Linked DNA regions of Homo sapiens: region 2 is linked to region 1. The links are chromatin loops, found by intact Hi-C in ENCODE. Cell type or tissue: IMR-90. All regions are shown on one strand. Each heading gives the region's core, and the rest is flanking DNA. Links, peaks and the distances in the headings are about the cores only. Region 1 has its middle 8.5 kb from the start of NFKBIA. Region 2 has its middle 6.4 kb from the start of FAM177A1.

Region 1 (10,437 bases), core at 1,571-9,570:
CCAAAGTTTGTACCAACCACCGATATAGAGGAAGGAGCACCAGGCTCAATATCTAGAGATCTGGGTTTTAGTCCAATTTGTTTCATTGTGTGACCTTGAGCACATCACTTAACTTCATCAACTTCCATCTGTTTACTGATAAAATGAAAGAGATGCCACGTTTTCATTATGTGCTTTTAATGAAATAATTGTAAATCTTTGAATCACAGCCCTGAAGGAGCCCTTTAGTTAGCCTGTAATTGTGTATTTAAAAGTAATTAAACATCATATCTTAAATAAAACTTTCTTTTCTTTCAGTCTGGCCTTTCTCTTCTCAAGTTAGCCTGAATTCATGAGCTTTAGCTTATCTGTGCAGTTTCCTATAGACACACAATCTTGCCATACTTGACACTTGGTTTACAAAGACCACTTTCTTGTACTTCTCACGGTCTTCAGGTTTTGGGCAGCCCTGTCTTCTGCTTTTCCTCACATCTCTCTGGATGCTTTTCCTCAGTTTCCTTGGCTGGCTTCTCAGCCAAGCTCACCTCTTTGGGTGTTCCCAGTCTTGGTGTTTGGACTTCTACACACAATTCCTGGGTGGCTTTGTCCGTTTCTCAAATAAGTCAATGACTTCCAATATACTGCATGCTCTTAGAACTCTCCACATTAAATTGGCTGTTTGTATCTACCAGGATCTTGAAATTAGTGTGTCCAGGATGGAGCCCATCATCTTCCCCTCAACCTGCTCTTCCTCCTGTTTTTCCACTACATAACCAAAGTCAGAAACAGAGCTCCTAGATTCTTCCTTGTCTCCTTCACATCCAATCAGTCACTCAGACCTCAAAATCCTTGTTCTTAGATTTCTCTGTAGCCATCTCACTTTCCAGTCACTGTCTTTGTTTTTTTTTTTTTGTTGTTGTTGTTGTTTTTATTTTTACAGAGTCTTGCTCTGTCGCCCAGGCTGGAGTGCAGGAGTGCAGTCGTGTGATATCTCGGCTCACTGCAACCTCCACCTCCCGGGTTCAAGTGATTCTCCTGCCTCAGCCTCCCGAGTGGCTGGGATTACAGGCATGCGCCACTGCATTCAGCTAATTTTTGTATTTTTAGCAGAGACGGGGTTTCACCATGTTGGCCAGGCTAGTCTCAAACTCCTGACCTCAGGTGATCCACCTGCCTCAGCCTCCCAAAGTGCTGGGATTACAGGCATGAGCCACTGCACCTGGCCTCCAGTCACTGTCTTTAACTGGCCACCAGCCTCATGCCTAACCTACTCCAGTTTATTTGCCACACTGTCTTCTAAAGCATACACCTGATCAGTAATCCACCACAGCTTTCAGGGTGCAGGCCCAGCTTCTCGGCTCGGTCACATGACTGTGTGCTGTGTCTTTCCTGCCTACTCATATCCCGCTACCACACAGCAAGCCCTGTGAAGCTGCTTTCACACCTCCCAGCCCCACCACAGGCTTAACCCTCTGCCTGCACATCCTTCTTCCCACTCCTGACTCTGACTTGTCTTTCAATAGCTGCCCTGGACCATCCCTCTCAGTGTGGTGTGGCTTCCCTCGCCTCATGCTCCCAGGCCACTTTGTTCAGGCCTCGGCCACATCTCTGATCACTCCCTACTAGAATTACTCATTTACCTGCTGGTCTTCTCACCAGCCTAGAAGCGCCTTGAGAGCAGGAGCCATATTTATTTTTATTTTATAAATAAAAATTTATTTTTATTATGCTCCATATCACAGCATAGTGCCAGGCACCAAAAAAAAAAAAAAAAGAGCTTCATAAATGCTTGACAGATTAATGGGTTTTGCTTTCCCTACCTACAGTGCTTTGCTTCTTTAGAGTTTTTTTTCTCCCCCATATTAACCCTGTTGTGTCAATATTTCACATTCCCTTTATCTTAATCAGGCCTGCGACAAAACATAGCTACAGGCAGTCAGGGACAGACATTTGAGCTTGAACTAAGAAAGTGAATTTACCCAGAGGGAAAGCCTCTGATCAGAAGTCTGGGGGCGGGAAGGGGTGACAGCCTGTCTGTGAGAGCCCTGACATTTTGAAAGCACCAAACTCACTGTCACCCTGAGCTTTTCCTGTGGGGAGCAACAGAGGTGGGGGCTTTTACCCTCCCTTGTGGGCAGGGCTCGAAAGCAAATTTCCCTGCTGAGTTTTCCTTTTGTGGTGCCTGTGACCACGAAGGAGGCTGCCCCAGGAATCCCCACCTATTTTTAGCCTCAGTTCAACACCCTGCAGACAACAACCCTCCCATATACCTCTAAGTTAATTTCCAGTCTTGTCACTGAGCTGGCCTGACAAATCGATAGACTCAATCTTGCTAGTGAAAAGACAAAGTGAGAAGGTTAAGGCCTTTAACAACAGAAAGCTGCAGTGATGCCCTGAGGCTCAATACGTCAAATAGCCTCCTGTACCACTTTTATAAAACAATTTAGTATATGTTCATATGTAATAGTATTTGAATGAAGTTCTCTGTGCCCAAAGTCCAAGATGTGAAGTCTACCCGGATCTAAACTGCCTAGGGTTTCCTCTTCAAGGGAAACTTTCCTGGGAAATCAGTTGTTCCAGATGTTGCCTTAGTCAGACTGCAAAGCATACATCATTCTCTGTACACCAATGGGCTTTTCATTTTAAATATTATTGGTTTATGTATACTCTGTTAAACTGGGTCAAGCTCTTGAGCTTATGAAATTTTGGTGTTGCAAATACCTCTGCTTCTGAAAGCCATTAAAGAGCACCCCAGAAGGGCAGCAGGTGGGCCTTGGCCACCACACCCCTACCTGGGCCAGCCAGTCATATGTCCATGGGCCGTTAGCCTTGCAGTCCTCAATGAGAGGTCTAAGTATGCATCACTTTGTCAGATGGCCTTTCAACCAACAACACTCATTCTCATTCTGCTTCCTTCCCACCATTCTATGTCCCCAGTACATTTCTAACATGGGGAATACTCCAGGCAAATGCTCATCTATTCCTCTAAACTAGAGCTTCTGCCCCAATTTCCTGTTAGATATCTTGCCCTGGGGAACTGGACTAAGCAAGCCTCCAGGACATCACCTATCTCCTTAACTCCTTAACTGAAGGTTTGAAAAGGAGCCTTCCTCCTCTACCCTGGGCTCCACCCCAGAGGTTACTCTCAGGCAACAGAAAAGAAAAGAAGAGAAGGAGGACACTATCTAGGTCTATTTATAATCTGTTCACTTCTACTCACATTCAATTCCTCTAGGATAGGATGGGATATGGTGGCTCTGATGTGCCCCCATCCTCCTAATAGCCTTTATTTCAGAGTGTCTGCATCCTTTGTAAAATGGGAATGGTAACACTTTACTTGCCTGAAAGCAGAAGCTGGACCCGATGGCCTCTTGAGATAATTTCTAGATAGAAAAGAATGAAATCGATTGCATGCAAAGTGAGGTATTAACAGAGGAGGAGGGTCCAAGAAAAATTATGACAGGTATGAAGCAAAGGGGATACTCATGCCTGAATCAATGGCAAGGGAAGCCCAGGGTAAGAGAGACACAGAAGAAATGAATGTCTCCTCCCCACCCAGCAGCCCCTGCCCCACCCAACACTATTCTGTGTTTAACTAGGGACACAAGCAATAACTAAGCAGTATAAGACAATATGTGGCCCAATATTCAAGGCAAGCTGTAAAAGCTAGCAGGATTTAGAAGAGGGCAGAGGGCTCCAAGAAGAGGAAGACAGAAAAGGAGTTTTGGAAAGGGTGGGTCCTGGCAAGGAAGCTGAAAGAAGGTGGTCCTAGGACAGGCAGGGAGAGGCCTGCATGAAGGCCAGAGCAGCTGGCACAGTGTTGGTGCTCGGGGGAAATGGTGATGAGGAGTGGCTGGGCAGGGTAGAGTCTGACTCTGGAGGACTTTAAATGCAGCTGAGGAATTCAGACCGTTTCCTGCAGCCCATGGAAGGTCAACAGAGGCTCTGTTACAGGAAATGATATAATGAAAATGCATATTAGAAGCCTCAGTGAAAAGAGATTTAGGCTGGGCACGGTGGCTCATGCCTGTAATTCCAGCACTTTGGGAGGCCGAGGTGAGTGGATCACCTGAGGTCAGGAGCTTGAGACCAGGCTGACCAACATGGTAAAACCCCGTCTCTACTAAAAATACAAAAATTAGCCAGGCGTGGTGGCACATGCCTGTAATCCCAGCTACTTGGGAGGCTGAAGCAGGAGAATTGCTTGAACCCAGGAGGCGGAGGTTGCAGTGAGCCGAGATCGCGCCATTGCACTCCAGCCTGGGCAACAAGTCAAAAAAAAAAAAAAAAAGAAAAAGAAACAAAAGAGAGATTTAATTGTATAATTGTAATATTTTTAGACTGCTTGGTTTTTTTTAATCACAGGAAGGTATTCTGTTTCAACTTTAAAAATAATTCATTTTTGCCAGGCTTGCGCCTGTAATCCCAGCACTTTGGGAGGCCAAGGAGGGTGGGTTGCCTGAGTTCAGGAGTTCGAGACCAGTCTGGCCAACATGGTGAAACTGCGTCTCTACTAAAAATACAAAAATTAGCTGAGTGTGGTGGCAGGTGCCTGTAATCCCAGCTACTGGTGAGGCTGAGGCAGGAGAATCACTTGAACCTGGGAGGCAGAGGTTGCAGTGAGCCGAGATCACACCATTGCACTCCAGCCTGGGCAACAGAGCAAGACTCCATCTCAAAACAACAACAATAACAAAAAGTACCAAGAAGCTACCATGGTACAACTCAGCCCGCACTACCGTGGGGACAGTGAAGATGGAAGGAAGAGGATGGTCCGGGTATCGTGTCAATAGCAGGATGCACTGAGCTGACTGGCAACAGGCACTGAAGGAAAACTAACACTCACAGATAAAGTGGGGGTCTTTCCTTTGGGACTGTGTTAAGTGATGTACCACAATCACAACTTCATATCCAGTCTCGGTGTACCTCCTCAACTCAACATTCCTAAATTCCTCTTCTCAAGAATCGGTGATGCCTCAGAGAAAACTTCTTCCACAAATGGCCAGAAGATGTCACTGCAGACAGCACCATGCATATACTGTGTTCCTCATGTTGGTGTTCTGCCCTGCCATTTGTGAAGGGAAAATTCCCCCTCGGCTCCCTCCCTAACTCCCATAGCCCCTGCTCCTGCTCTGTGTGTAGCCTCTTCCCTTTACCCTGTGACTCCCCTCCTCCTGCCCTGAAATCCAGCGAGGTGCTTTCCTGATGCCCTGGCAACCTGGAGATGAACCTGATCCCTAAAGGCGGAAGAGCCAACATCGAGACTGGGTTATCTGTGTGCTTCCCTACTCTCTATTCATGATGTTCATTTAGATTTCTAGCAAAACCCATACCTGTGCTGTCAACCTCACCCATTTCCACCTAGCTTCTTGAGTTTCAATCAATGAGTACAGGGGCACCCCATTCCCTCTTTTCTCACACTCCTCCAAACTGGCCCAATTTTCAAATATTAGCATTTAAAGATTTGGTGATGCATTAATCTGCTTCACTTTCTGAAAATATCAGTGTTTTTGGCCAAATAATCACTACACGTTAGCCTATGAACAGCCCTGGGATATAAGAAATGATGAATATTCCTAAGCCAAGCTAAGTGGCTTATCCAAATGGATTGTGTCACAGTCATGGGACTGGACTCTGACAGCTGACACCTGGTAACAAAGAAAAAATGTTCCAGGCCAATTTCTCCCTTTTTTTCTGCTCATGGCTTCTATTTGTGATCCTTCTCACTCTGTTTCTCATTTGCTTTCAGTGGTTAAAAATAGGCCGAGCAACCGTGGCTCACACCTGTAATCCCAACACTCTGAGAGGCTGAGGCAGGCAGATCACGAAGTCAGGAGATCGAGACCATCCTGGCCAACCTTGTGAAACCTTGTCCCTACTAAAAATACAAAAATTAGCCGGGAATGATGGTGCGTGCCTGTAATCCCAGCTACTCAGGAGGCTGAAGTAGGAGAGCCACTTGAACCTGGGAGGCGGAGATGGCAGTGAGCCGAGATCACGCCACTGCACTCCAGCTTGGCAACAGAGTGAGACAACATCTCAAAAAAAAAAAAAAAAAAAAAAAAAAAAAGAAAAGAAAAGAAAAAAATAGGCTGAGCACGGTGGCTCACGCCTGTAATCCCAGATTTTGGGAGGCCAAGGTGGATGGATCACTTGAGGTCAGGAGTTCAAGACCAACATGGCAAAACCCCCCATCTCTACAAATAATACAAAAATAAGCTAGACGTGGTGATAGGCGCCTGTAGTCCCAGTTACTAGGGAGGCTGAGACATGAGAATCACTGGAACCCAGGAAGCGGAGGTTGCAGTGAGCCAAGATCACACCACTGCACTCTAGCCTGGGGAGCAGAGCGAGACTCTGTGTCAAAATAAATAAATAAATAAACAAACAAACCTGGCCAGGCTAGGTGTGGTGGCTTACGCCTATAATCCCAGCACTTTGGGAAGCTGAGGCAGGTGGATCACCTGAGATCAGGAGTTGGAGGCCAGGAACATGGCGAAACCCCATGTCTACTAAAAATACAAAAATTAGCCAGGTGTGGTAGCACATGTCTGTAATCCCAGCTGCATGGGAGGCTAAGGCAGGAAGATTGCTTGGGCCCAGAAGGTCAAGACTTCAGTGAGCAATAATCGTGCTACTGCACGCCATCGTGGGTGACAGGGTGAGATCCTGTCTCAAAAAAAAAAAAAAAAAAAAATCAACCTAAGAAAAACTTTCAGAAACTATATTTTTGTGGTACCGTTCCCCACTAATAGCCTCAGAGACAAATCTCAATTTCTAATACTCATCCAAGCACTCCGGTGTTTTACTCCAGATAATAGAGGCTCTAAAAGGAAGTCTGAGAAAGGCATTATTTTAGCACTTACAAGAAAGGGCTCAGGAACAAGCTTCCTAAATCCTTACTCTGTAATATGAATCTATCTCTTAGCAGCTCTGATTCTGTTTTCCTTTTTCCTAAATGATTCCCAAGACCTTAGACCGTAGGGGGGAAAGGATCTACCTCTCCATGTGGTTTCCGTTGGTGGATACAGCTTAGGCCCCCTCTGAGAAGGATCATGAGCTCCTCACCTAATTTCAGTGCCAAAGAACAAGGGCCTCATATCATTTATGTCTCATCCCCTGCCAAGTACCAGGCTCTTGTGTGGAAGTTCCCTAGTGCTAAGTATCCTCATACCCTGACTAAACTCAGAATGAATTTACACCCAAGACAAAATAGCAAATACAGCGGCATGCAGGGGAAACTGCCTTAAGCCTTTACCACCTTCCTGATCCAACAACTTCTCCCTGAACACAACAGACCATGAACAATGCTACACACCTATAAATATTACTTGGTTACTGCCAACAAGCCACGAAAAGGGAGAGCCAGTAATTTTGGCCACGGGTGACACGTGCAGGCCTCCTCCTTCCCTCGCAGCAGGTTACCCAAGAGCCAGATGGGCATGCAGTTAGGGCACCAGCAGAGCAGGCACACCTCAGGAGATGTTTAGTGAAGTCATCTGATTGCTTAAAACAACGTAAGTAGTCATTGTGAGAAAAATCAGAACTTTGTTGGACTTATTATGCTTATTTTACACTGTAGCATTTAAAAATTGCTTTGGGGCAGGGTGCAGTGGCTCACACCTGTAATCCCAGCACTTTTGAAAGTGAAGATGGGCGGATCGCTCGGACCCAGGAGCTCAAAACCAGCCTGGGCAACACAGGGAGACCCATCTCTACAAAAAATTAAAAAATTAGCCAGGCACAGCCGGGTGTGGTGGCTCATGCCTGTAATCCCAGCACTTTGGGAGGCCGAGGCAGGCAGATCACTTGAGGTAAACAGTTCGAGACCAGCCTGGTCAACACAGTGAAACCCTGTCTCTACTAAAAATACAAAAAATTAGCTGGGCATGGTGGCAGGCTCCTGTAATCCCTGCTACTTAGGGGGCTGAGGCAGGAGAATCGTCTGAACCTGGTAGGCAGAGGTTGCAGTGAGCCAAGATTGCACCATTGCACTCCAGCCTGGGTGACAAGAATGAAATTCCGTCTCAAAAAAAATTAGCCAGGCACAGTGGCATGTGCCTGTGGTCCCACTGCATGGGAGACTGAGGTGGGAGAATTGCTTGAGCCCAAGAGATTAAGGCTACAGCGAGCTGTGATCATGCCACAGCACTCCAGCCTAGGTGACACAGCAAGACCTTGTCTCAAAAACACAAACAGGCCGGGCATGGTTGCTCACACCTGTAATCCCAGCACTTTGGGAGGCCAAGGCGGGTAGATCACCTGAGGTCAGGAGTTTGAGACCAGCCTAGCCAACATAGTGAAACCCTGTCTCTACCCAAAATACAAAAAATGAGCCGGGCATGGTGGCGGGTGCCTGCAATCCCAGCTACTCAGGAGGCTGAGGCAGGAGAATCACTTGAACCCGGGAGGCAGAGGTTGCAGTGAGCCAAGATCACATCATTGCACTCCAGCCTGGGCAACAAGAGCAAAACTCTTGGTTTGTCTCAAAAACAAACAAACAAAACAAATAAATACTTGGTTTGAGGGAGGAAAAATTCACTTTTCAGAGGTTAGAGCCCCTAATCCTAACCCTGCCTGGCAGGAGCAGCCCTGCGCATCATGGATGGACACACTGTCCCAGTCTCCTGTTACACAGGAGCAGAGAACCCATGATGCCAAGAGCAGAAGGTTGTGCCTCTTGCAAAGCACAATTAAAACATCATACCTTGGCTGAAAAAGAGGTTGTAAACTCAGAGCTTATAGGCTCTGTTTAGCCAATAGATGCAGAAATGCATTGTGTTTAGTTTTCATAATGTTTTTATGTTTGTTTGAGGCAAGGTCTCACTCTTTTGCTGAGGCTGGAGCTCAGTGACACAGTCATGGCCCACTGTAGCCTCAACGTCCCAGGTTCGAGCAATCCTCCCACCTCAGTCTCCCAAGTAGGTGCGACTACAGGTGTATGCCACCACACCTGGTTAATTTTTTTATTTTTATTTTTATAGCGATGGGGTCTCACTATGTTGCCCAGGCTGGTCTCAAACTCCTAAACGCAAGTGATCCTCCTGCCTCACCCTCTCAAAGTGTTGGGATTGCAGGCATGAGCCACGGAGCTGGGCCAATTTTTTTTATTTCTTTAACAATAGAAGGTCACTACTGAACTGAAGGTGCTACATGCCAAAAGTTGTCTGAGCTAAGTATGAGGGAAGTACACACCCTGACCTAAGCTGTTGGAGATCCCACTCCTTTCAGACTCAAATGGTCTGTTTCACTCATCTGTGAAATCTGCCTGCTCCCTATGCGTAAGTATTTTGAGTTTGAGATCCTTTAAAGCTTTGATCTCCATTAAATTGCAGAATTTGTAGCAAAGGAAACACATTAAGGATTTGACGGTCTTATTTTCACTTCACTACAAATGAAGGTTCTGACAGCTGTTTTTCCTTTTTTTTTTTTTTAATTGAGACAGAGTCTCTCTCTGCTGCCCAGGCAGGAGTGCAATGGCACGATCTCAGCTCACTGCAACCTTCACCTCCCAGGGTCAAGTGATTCTCCTGCCTCAGCCTCCCGAGTAGCTGGGATTACAGGCATGTGCCATCACGCCTGGCTAATTTTTGTATTTTGAGTAGAGATGGGGTTTCACCATGTTGGCCGGGCTGGTCTTGAACTCCTGACCTCAGGTGATCAGCTCGCCTCAGCCTCCCAAAGTGCTGGGATTATAGGTCGGAGCCACCGCCCCCAGCCTTGTTTTTCTATGGGAAAAGATCCATAGCTTGGGGGCTCCCTGTTCTGAAGAGGATGCAGACAGTTGCTACCACGATAGCAAGAAAGAAGACAACCTGAGACTGAAAGCAGAATATTTAGAATTTCACAGTGGGGCTGCCAGTTGGGAGTGCACCTGCCTTGCTCTTCAGGAACTCTGTCATGGCTCGTCTTTCTTCCAGCCTAGCTGCACTGAGCAATAGGTAGCCTGATTCCAGAGTTGAATTTGCTGTAGCCAAAACAATTTAGTTTTAATTGGCCAGGCCAGTTGACACAGGCCACCCTGCCCTGAGGATTTTGGACCACCTGGCTGAACTTGTAGACTCTCTCCATGGCACTTCAGGCAATAGGTTTTGTCCATACTGTGCTTGTTCCATGCAGGAGGAGTGCCTGAAGTGCCTGCAGCCAAACCAGGCCCTGGCGATGCTCCTTTTCCCATGGGGGTGCTCCTGGAGCATCACTGGCCGTCCTGTCATTTCCTACGGCTGCGTCCTGGGCCAAAATACAAAGCAGCTTTGAGGTGTAACTTATTATTTTGCCTTATGCATTAAAAAGGCCAAATAACATTAAAAATCAGTTATCTAAAGTATTTTGTTTTGTTTTGTTTTGTTTTTTGAGACAGAGTCTCACCCTGTTGCCCAGGCTGGCGTGCAATGGCGCGATCTCGGCTCACTGCAACCTCTGCCTCCTCGGTTCAAGTGATTCTCCTGCCTCAGCCTC
Region 2 (10,437 bases), core at 1,280-9,279, 370 kb after region 1:
CATAAATTGAAAACAAAAATAAAGAACCAATTGTTAAGACTTCATGAATTGGCATTCATAAACAACACAGTTCTGCATTATATGTATTCAAAATCTCTTCCTTCTTACTGGCAAGCAGGGCAATCAACAATCTTTATTACTAAAACTTTGTGGGATATTTATAAATGCATGATTTTATTTTCCAAAGTGGCAATTAAATATCAAATTACAATTTTCTTTTTCTTTTTTTTCTTTTTTTTTTTTTTTGAGATGGGGTCTCACCCACGCTGGAGTGCAATGGCGCAATCTTGGCGCACTGCAACATCCGCCTCCCGGGTTCAAGCGATTCCCCCACCTCAGCCTGCCAAGTAGCTGGGATTACAGTTGTGCACTACCACGCCCGGCTAATTTTTGTATTGTTAGTAGAGACGGGGTTTCACCATGTTGGCCAGGCTAGTATCGAACTTCCGACCTCAGATGATCCACCCACCTCAGCCTCCCAAAGTGCTGGGATTACAGGCGTGAGCCACCACGCCTGGCCTCAAATTACAATTTTCATTGCCGAAGCAGAATATATTTTCACAGTTTACATGTGTATTTCTTAGTTTACTGAAAATTCAAAGTACAAGTTACATTCTAACGTGAACTGGAAGTATTTCCTAAAAAGTTATTTTTAACACAAATATCCAATTGAAGAGCAGTTTATTACAAATCAACAACTCGGGCTGGGCACGGTGGCTCACGCCTGTAATCCCAGCACTTTGGGAGGCGGAGGCGGGTGGATCACGAGGTCAGGAGATCGAGACCATCCTGGCTAACACGGTGAAACCCCGTCTCTACTATAAAATACAAAAAATTAGCCGGGCGTGGTGGCGGGCGCCTGTAGTCCCAGCTACTCGGGAGGCTGGGGCAGGAGAATGGCGTGAACCCGGGAGGCGGAGCTTGCAGTGAGCCGAGACCGCGCCACTGCACTCCAGCCTGGGCGACAGAGCGAGACTCCGTCTCAAAAAAACAAAAACAAAACAAATCAACAACTCAAAGCAACATAAAAGCATAGAAATTCTAATGGTTTTATTTTGGACATTTATATTTTTGTCATTATTTCCAAACTGTTATAGCTCAACCAAAAGTAGGCACCAAGGCAATGTGCCAAATTTTTCCTTCTTTCACTTTGTAACATAAATTGTATCGTAGCACTATGACAAAAATAAATTCAAGTATTATGATAATTTATCTACTTGAAAACATAATGTGGTCTAAATTTATCATTTAATGATACATATAGAGCTAAAAAGGTAAATTTGGATTGAACCATTTCTGCGTAAGGCTGGGAAAATAAATCTGAATAAAATTTGATAACCAGGAATGTTCATCAAATAAACAAGACATTCTTAGGGTTTTAACATAGCTACATATATATACTTTGATAGAGAATTTTTTAAGTTATCCATCAAACAGGACAATATATTTTCATCAAAAATAATGCACAAGAAAAAAAGATGATAAAAATAAAAATGCATTTTAGGTTCAGTCTAAGCATAAAGAAATTTTTTTTTTTTTTTTGAGACAGGGCCTTACTGTATCACCCAGGCTGGAGTGCAGTGGCACAATTATGGCTCACTGCAGACTCAGACGATCCTCCCACCTCAGCCTCCTGAGTAGCTGGCGTGTACCATCACACCTGGCTAATTTTTATATTTTTTGTAGAGATGAGGTTTTGCCATGTTGCCCAGGCTGAATAAGTTATTAAAATCATGGTAGTGGTTTCACTTATGGAGCACAATATGCCAGGTACTTTGCTTTCTTTGTATTAACTCTTATTCCTCACAACAATTCTGAAGTATTACTGTAACTACCAACATGTTATAGATGAGGAAACAAAGAGAAGTTAAGCAACTTGCTCCAGTGACGCAGCTGGTAAGCAGCAGAGCTGGGATTAAAACCCAGGCATTCTGATTCCACCACCTACACACTTAGCCATTCCGCCCCACTGAGAATGAAAATGTCAAAAAATACTAGGCCAGTAAGTGTTAGCAAGGCAAGAAATTTCCACACCAAAGGTGAGTATGTTGTTTGGAAAGATTGGGATGGAAATGAGTAAAGTATGTTTCTTTTTAAAAGTCTTTTAGTAAGCTTTAAAGCTCTATATGTAAGAAGCAGATGAAAATACCAAGTGAATTTTTAGATTTGATGTTATGTAAGGTTTTGTTTTGTTAATTAAAATTTGGTCATTTTGTGTGTGTGTGTGTCTGTGTGTGTGTGTGTGTGTGTGGTGAGAATATACCAGTGATATCCAATCACCAAAATTTTCTTTTTTTTTTTTTTGAGACAGTCTCACTCTGTCAGCCAGGCTGGATTGCAGTGGCGTGCTCTTGGTTTACTGCAGCCTCGATCTCCTAGGCTCAAGTCATCCTCCCACCTCGGGTCCCAAGCTGGGACTACAGGCACACATCACCACACCCAGCTAATTTTTGTATTTTCCCAGAAAGGGGTTTCACTATGTTGGCCAGGCTGGTCTCAAACTCCTGGCCTCAAGTGATCCACCCGCCTCAGCCTTCCAAAGTGCTGGAATTACGGGTGTGAGCCACCATGCCCGGCCTAGAATTTTCTGTATGGTATTAGGCATAAAATAACTAGCTTTCTTTGCACACTATGCTAGACTCAGTAATTTTAATGTTGGAGAGCTGTGCATCTTCATCTAAAATCTGTAGAACCCTGAGTGTCTTCTGATAAGAATCTATAACAAATATAAAGATATAATCCTTTTTTTTTTTAGACAGAGTCTTGCACTGTCACCTGAGCTGGAGTGCAATGGCACGATCTTGGCTCAATGCAACCTCCACCTCCCGGCTTCACGTGATTCTCCTGCCTCAGCTTCCCGAGTAGCTGGGATTACAGGCGCACACCACCACACCCAGCTTATTTTTTGTACTTTTAATAGAGATGGGGTTTCACTATGTTGGCCAGACTGGTCTCGAACTCCTGACCTGGTGATCCTTCCACCTTGGCCACCCAAAGTGCTGGGATTACAGGTGTGAGCCACTGCGCCCAGCAAAGATATAATCCTTTAAGGGATTATATTATTGATTCTGTTAAAGACAAATTATCTTTATTATAATAAAGACATAATCCTTGAAAGGATTATATTATTGATCTTTAAAGATCATGATTAAGAATGCCTCACCTCTCAGAGCAAGATCATACTTTTTTTTAACACAGTAAGAAGGAAATTGCAAAAAAACAAGGGACACACACCAACTGAAGAGTTTCACATTCTTATTTCCTACCAAGTGGAATGTCAAGAAACATGCAGCTATTTCTTGTACCAATTCTGACAGAATTGAGATTATGAACCCCTTAATTGATTTCCCAAGGTCAGAAAGCGTGGGCCAATGATGATATCCAATAACAATTCCCACCTCTTTTGGGTCACTGAGGAACAAGTTTCCCTGTCTATATAAAAGCATAAAACACAAGCAAACATTCCTGAAATATGGAAACATGCAGACATTATATGTTCTCACTTGATGCAGATATGAGACCTCTCTCTGGAAAAAGGCTCACAAAACTTTAGCATATCTTGCTTAAGAAAAATAGTCCGCAGTCACAGGCTGCAAAGGAAAAGCCTATATACAGCAATGTCAGAGGAATCTCAGACCTCAGGTAGGGGAGTTTCTTAGTGTCAGATTCACCTGAATCATCCCTCTTACAAACAAGTATTACTGTGCAATTTCTTGACTGTTTTTCCACTTATGATCCAAGTGGTACCAACAATGCACTGTGTTAGGCTAATGAGAGAACCTTTTAAGCCAAGTGAAGCTAAAAGATATAACATGCTCTTCAAATGAAGAGAGAAAAATGTAATGAAAGGACTGCAAAAAGTAGCATATGCATGCCAAACTCAAAAGAACCTATATGACCGTCAGCACCACATTAATAAAAGGAAATGTACCATAGTTACCAGCTTACAAGACATATTTTTACTTTAAAAGACTCCAAAAATTGGCCAGGTGCGGTGGCTCACACCTGTAATCCCAGAACTTTGGGAGGCCGAGGCGGGTGGATCACGAAGTCAGGAGATCGAGACCATTCTGGCTAACACGGTGAAACCCCGTCTCTACCAAAAATACAAAAAATTAGCCGGGCATGGTGGCGGGCGCCTGTAGTCCCAGCTACTCGGGAGGCTGAGGCAGGAAAATGGCGTGAACTCGGGAGGTGGAGCTTGCAGTGAGCCGAGATGGCACCACTGCACTCCAGCCTGGGCGACAGAGCAAGACTCCGTCTCAAAAAAACAAACAAACAAACAAACAAAAAAACTCCAAAAATTATATTGTATTAAATATGCCCATATTACAGATAAAGGCCAGTACAAGAGAAATAGGGCTTAGGGTCTTAGGTAAGCAATTACTGAAAACTGAGTACCTACCTACCCCTAGTGGCAAAGTGTGGAGGAAAACTATCATAGCAAGATTCACAGTGCATCCATTAACTACAAAATTAGCTACAAAAATAAGCCAAAGGCTACCCAACTGACTTAGAGGTAAAGTTTAAATTAATCCCCAGCATGTAAGGTGTAAACTCATCATTCCTACAACTCATGGCTCAAAAGCAAAGAAGGTAGTAGGTTCAAGCTTCATGTAACCCCTAAATGTTTGGAACGTAATTAGAACTTGGGGCAGAATTTTGAGGATGATGACTAATCTAGTGAATCCAAAGAATGACAATGATAAAGAGATCAAATCATGTAGACTTGAGCTGTGATGATGGCCTTCTGGTTTTGAATATGATCATTTACTTGGCTTTACCAATAGCTATTCATTTATCAATAACTATTCGTAAGTCTTTTTTTTTTTTTTTTTTTTTGTATTTTTTTTTTAAATTTATTTTTTAATTGATAATTCTTGGGTGTTTCTCACAGAGGGGGATTTGGCAGGGTCATGGGACAATAGTGGAGGGAAGGTCAGCAGATAAACAAGTGAACAAAGGTCTCTGGTTTTCCTAGGCAGAGGACCCTGCGGCCTTCCGCAGTGTTTGTGTCCCTGATTACTTGAGATTAGGGATTGGTGATGACTCTTAACGAGCATGCTGCCTTCAAGCATCTGTTTAACAAAGCACATCTTGCACCGCCCTTAATCCATTTAACCCTGAGTGGACACAGCACATGTTTCAGAGAGCACAGGGTTGGGGGTAAGGTCACAGATCAACAGGATCCCAAGGCAGAGGAATTTTTCTTAGTGCAGAACAAAATGAAAAGTCTCCCATGTCTACTTCTTTCTACACAGACACGGCAACCATCCGATTTCTCAATCTTTTCCCCACCTTTCCCGCCTTTCTATTCCACAAAGCCGCCATTGTCATCCTGGCCCGTTCTCAATGAGCTGTTGGGCACACCTCCCAGACGGGGTGGTGGCCGGGCAGAGGGGCTCCTCACTTCCCAGTAGGGGCGGCCGGGCAGAGGCGCCCCTCACCTCCCGGACGGGGCGGCTGGCCAGGCAGGGGGGCCGACCCCCCCCCACCTCCCTCCCGGACGGGGCGGCTGGCCGGGCGGGGGGCCGACCCCCCCACCTCCCTCCCGGACGGGGCGGCTGGCCGGGCAGAGGGGCTCCTCACTTCCCAGTAGGGGCGGCCGGGCAGAGGCGCCCCTCACCTCCCGGACAGGGCGGCTGGCTGGGCGGGGGGGCTGACCCCCCCCCACCTCCCTCCCGGACGGGGCGGCTGGCCGGGCGGGGGGCCGACCCCCCCACCTCCCTCCCGGACGGGGCGGCTGGCCGGGCGGGGGGCTGACCCCCCCCACCTCCCTCCCGGACGGGGCGGCTGGCCGGGCAGAGGGGCTCCTCACTTCCCAGTAGGGGCGGCCGGGCAGAGGTGCCCCTCACCTCCCGGACGGGGCGGCTAGCCGGGCGGGGGGCTGACCCCCCCACCTCCCTCCCGGACGGCACGGCTGGCCAGGCGGGGGGCTGACCCCCCCACCTCCCTCCCGGACGGCACGGCTGGCCGGGCGGGGGGGCTGACCCCCCACCTCCCTCCCGGATGGGGCGGCTGGCCAGGTGGGGGGCTGACCCCCCCCACCTCCCTCCCGGACGGGGTGGCTGCCCGGCAGAGACGCTCCTCACTTCCCAGACGGGGTGGCTGCCGGGCGGAGAGGCTCCTCACTTCTCAGACGGGGCGGTTGCCAGGCAGAGGGTCTCCTCACTTCTCAGACGGGGCGGCCGGGCAGAGACGCTCCTCACCTCCCAGACGGGGTCTCGGCCGGGCAGAGGCGCTCCTCACATCCCAGATGGGGCGGCGGGGCAGAGGCGCTCCCCACATCTCAGACGATGGGCGGCCGGGCAGAGACGCTCCTCACTTCCTAGATGTGATGGCGGCTGGGAAGAGGCGCTCCTCACTTCCTAGATGGGATGGCGGCCGGGCGGAGACGCTCCTCACTTTCCAGACTGGGCAGCCAGGCAGAGGGGCTCCTCACATCCCAGACGATGGGCGGCCAGGCAGAGACACTCCTCACTTCCCAGACGGGGTGGCGGCCGGGCAGAGGCTGCAATCTCGGCACTTTGGGAGGCCAAGGCAGGCGGCTGCTCCTTGCCCTCGGGCCCCGCGGGGCCCGTCCGCTCCTCCAGCCGCTGCCTCCCGGGCGGCGCTCTATTCGTAAGTCTTGAGGAGGATCAGTAATTATATTGTTATTTAACCATGATTCTCACTGACATGGTTGTTTTTGTTAGACCTCATTCAAATTCTCTGGCTGCTCTCTGTATTCAAATACTAAAATATTTTACTCTACATAAGCATCAAGTTGAAATTCCTTCACATTTTAATTTTCAATACTTTGTTCCATTTTTTACTGAAATATTTGCTTGTATGTGTATATGTACCAGAGCTACCTGTAAAATAAATTCATTCAAATTTATTTTATATTATGATTTGCTGTTTAGATTTCCTAAATTCACTAAAATACTAACATATTAATTTTACTGTTACATTAATATGCATATTATGGGGCTTTAGCTCCAGCAAATTTCCTGGTTTTGTTGCCACCTGTTTATCAGTATTCATGTATAACATTATATTTCTTTTTAGTTATGTGGTACTATATTTCACATTACTAATAATATTAGTACATTATTACTGCATATTAGAACTTAGGACTTACTCTCACATTGTAACATACTGTATTTACTTTAACAAAATAATGGTTTATATAACACACATTACATGATAAAAAGAATTTAATTTTTTCTAAAAAATTTCTCCAGAAAATTGTGACGCACTGGGCATATACATACCTTTGTATCTTATATACCATTAAATATGATACTTTCAGAACACTGACATCTATCACATTTAAATCATTAATTTCTGTCTGGGCAGCGTAGCTTACGCCTGTAATGCCAGCACTTCTGGGAGGCCAAGGCAGGAGGATCACTTGAGCCCGGGAGTTCAAGACCAGCCTGGGTAACACAGTGAGACCTTGTCTCCACAAAAAATTTAAAAATTGGCTGGGCACAGTGGGTCACGCCTGTAATCCTAGCATTCTGGGAGGCCGAGGCAGGTGGATCACTTGAGGTCAGGAGTTTGAGACCAGCCTGGCCAACATGGTGAAAACCCATCTCTCTTTTTATTTTTATTTTTTTATTTTTTTTGAGACAGAGTCTCACTGTGTCCCCCAGGCTGGAGTGCAGTGGCACAGTCTTGGCTCACCACAACCTCCACTTTCCAGGTTCAAGCAATTCTCCTGCCTCAGCCTCCCAAGTACCTGGGACTACAGGCGCATGCCACCACACCTGGCTAATTTTTGTATTTTTAGTAGAGACAGGGTTTCACTGTGTTGGCCAGGCTGGTCTTGATCTCCTGACCTCAGTAATCTGCCCGCTTCAGCCTCCCAAAGTGCTGGGATTACAGGCGTGAATCACCCATGTCTACTAAAAATACAAAAATTAGCTGGGCACATGCCTGTGGTCCCAGACTTGGGAAGCTGAGGCAGGAGAATTGCTTGAACCCAGGAGGTGGAGGTTGCAATGAGCTGACATCATGTCTCTGCACTCCAACCTGGGTGACAGAGTAAAACTCCCTCTCAAAAAATAAATGAAATAAAATAAAAAATTAGCTGAGTGTTGTGGCACACTCTGATAGTCCCAACTACTCAGGAGACTGAGGTGGGAGGATTGCCTAAGCCCAGGTCAAGGTTGCAGTGAGCCATGACTGCACCACTGCACTCCACCCTGGGTGACAGAGCAAAGACCCTGTCTCAAAAGAAAAAAATTAATAAATAAAAAATCATTAATTTCCCCTTTCTTCATTTTGTAGTTTGTGATATTTAATTTCTCAATCTGTTGTTGTCTTGTAATTACATGAGTACTGTAAGCTTAGGGAAGCTACACCTAGTTTTATGGTTACATATATTTAACATTATAATAAAATTCAGGAAGAATTCAATGTTGTACAGTATTAGAGCTAGCTAGTGGTCTAAGTTGGGAGTATATAAAAAAAATGGAGTCAATTTTAACACTAGTGAAAAACAAATGGAAATGTGTTCAAATTATTAAAGGATTTAATTTTGGTATTTGGTTTGGCTGTGTCCCCACCCAAATCTCATCTTGAATTGTAGCTCCCATAATTCCCACGTGTTGTGGGAGTGACCTGGTGGGAGGTAACTGAATCATGGGGGCAGTTTACCCCACACTGTTCTCATGGTAGCAAATAAGTCTCATGAGAGCCGATGGTTTTATAAGGGGAAACCCCTTTTGCTTGGTTCTTATTTTCTCCTGTCTACCGCCATGTAAGATGTGCCTTTTGCCTTCCACCATAATTGTGAGGCCTCCCCAGCCACATGGAACTGTAAGTCAGTTAAACCTTTTCATTATAAATTACCCAGTCTTGGGTATGTCTTTATCAGCAGCATGAAAACAGACTAATACAGTAAATTGGTACTGGTAGAGTGGGGTGTTGCTGTAAAGATACCCAAAAATGTGTAAGCAACTTTGGAACTGGGTAACAGGCAGAGGTTGGAACAGTTTGGAGGGCTCAGAATAAGACAGGAAAATGTAGGTAAGTTTGGAACTTCCTAGAGATTTGTTAAATGGCTTTGACCAAAATGCTGATAATGACATAGACAATGAAATCCAGGCTGAGGTGGTCTCAGATGGAGATGAGGAATTTGTTGGGAACTGGAGTAAAGGTGACTCTTGCTATCTTTTAGCAGAAAGACTGGCAGCATTTTGCCTCTGCCCTGGAGATTTGTGGAACTTTGAACTTGAGGGAGATGATTTAGGGTATCTGGCAGAAGAAATTTCTTTTTTTTTGTGATGGAGTCTCGCTCTGTTACCCAAGTTGGAGTGCAGTGGCATGATCTCAGCTCACTGCAACCTCCACCTCCCGGGTTCAAGCAATTCTCCTGCCTCAGCCTCCCAAATAGCTGGGACTACAGGCGCATGCCACCATGCCCAGCTAATTTTTGTATTTTTAGTAGAGATGGGGTTTCACCATGTTGGCCAGGATGGTCTCGATCTCTTGACCTTGTGATCTGCCAGCCTCAGCCTCCCAAAGTGCTGGGATTACAGGCATGAGCCACTGCACCCAGCCTCTGGAGGAAGAAATTTCTAAGCAGCAAACCATTCAAGAGGTGACTTGGGTGCTGTTAATAGTATTCCATTTTAAAAGGGAAACAGAACAAAAGTTCAGAAAATTTGCAGCCTATGTGATAGAAAAGAAAAACCCATTTTCTGAGGAGAAATTCAAGCTGGCTGCAGAAATTTGCGTAAGTAATGAGGAGCTGCCAGGTGCGGTGGCTCATGCCTGTAATCCCAGATGAGACTTTGGACTGTGGACTTTTGAGTTAATGCTGAAATGAGTTAAGACTGTGGGGGACTGTTGGGAAGGCATGATTGGGTTTGAAATGTGAGGACATGATATTTGGGAGGGACCAGGGGCAGAATGATATGGTTTGGCCGTGGACCTGGTGGTACATAAATGAATCATGGAGGCGGTTTCCCCCATACTGTTCTCATAGTAGTGAATGAGTCTCATGAGAACTGATGGTTTTTTAAGGGGAAACCCCTTTTGTTTGGTTCTCATTCTCTCTTGCCGCCTGTACCCCCACTGTATCTAGGCAGGCAGATCACCTGAGGTTGGGAGTTTGAGACCAGCCTGACCAACATGAAGAAACTCCATCTCTACTAAAAATACAAAATTAGCCAGGTGTGGTGGCATGTGCCTGGAATCCCAGCTACTCAGGAGGCTGAGGTAGGAGAATCACTTGAACCCAGGAGACAGAGGTTGCGGTGAGCCGAGATTGTGCCATTGCACTCCAGCCTGGGCAACAAGGGCGAAACTCTTGTCTTAAAAAAAAAAAAGGAGCCAAATGTTAATCACCAAGACAGTGGGGAAAATGTTTCCAGGGCATGTCAGAGACCTTTGCAGCAGCCCCTCCTATAACAGGCCCAGAGGCCTAGGAGGAAAAAATGGTTT

Evidence for each region. Hi-C counts contacts between places; a loop is a spot of excess contacts. Peaks named below come from ENCODE experiments on the same cell type or tissue, not always from the same donor. Only the 100,000 strongest peaks of a DNase experiment are listed, where the experiment ranks them.
Region 2: it touches region 1 in a loop (5-fold over the local background); 47 of 110 quality-filtered maps call a loop at or near these places.

Annotation. Positions count from the first base shown.
Region 1 is chr14:35,407,997-35,418,433 of GRCh38, reverse strand. No RefSeq gene overlaps it. Among named protein-coding and RNA genes, the nearest start is that of NFKBIA, 8.5 kb to the right of the region's middle. In IMR-90, for the core only: a CTCF peak has its summit at 4,993 (motif pointing right); a DNase peak (open chromatin) is centred at 5,013; H3K27ac peaks cover 183 bases.
Region 2 is chr14:35,034,688-35,045,124 of GRCh38, reverse strand. It overlaps a transcript of FAM177A1 not described here. Among named protein-coding and RNA genes, the nearest start is that of FAM177A1, 6.4 kb to the left of the region's middle. In IMR-90, for the core only: a CTCF peak has its summit at 4,437 (motif pointing left); no DNase peak of the experiment used is centred there.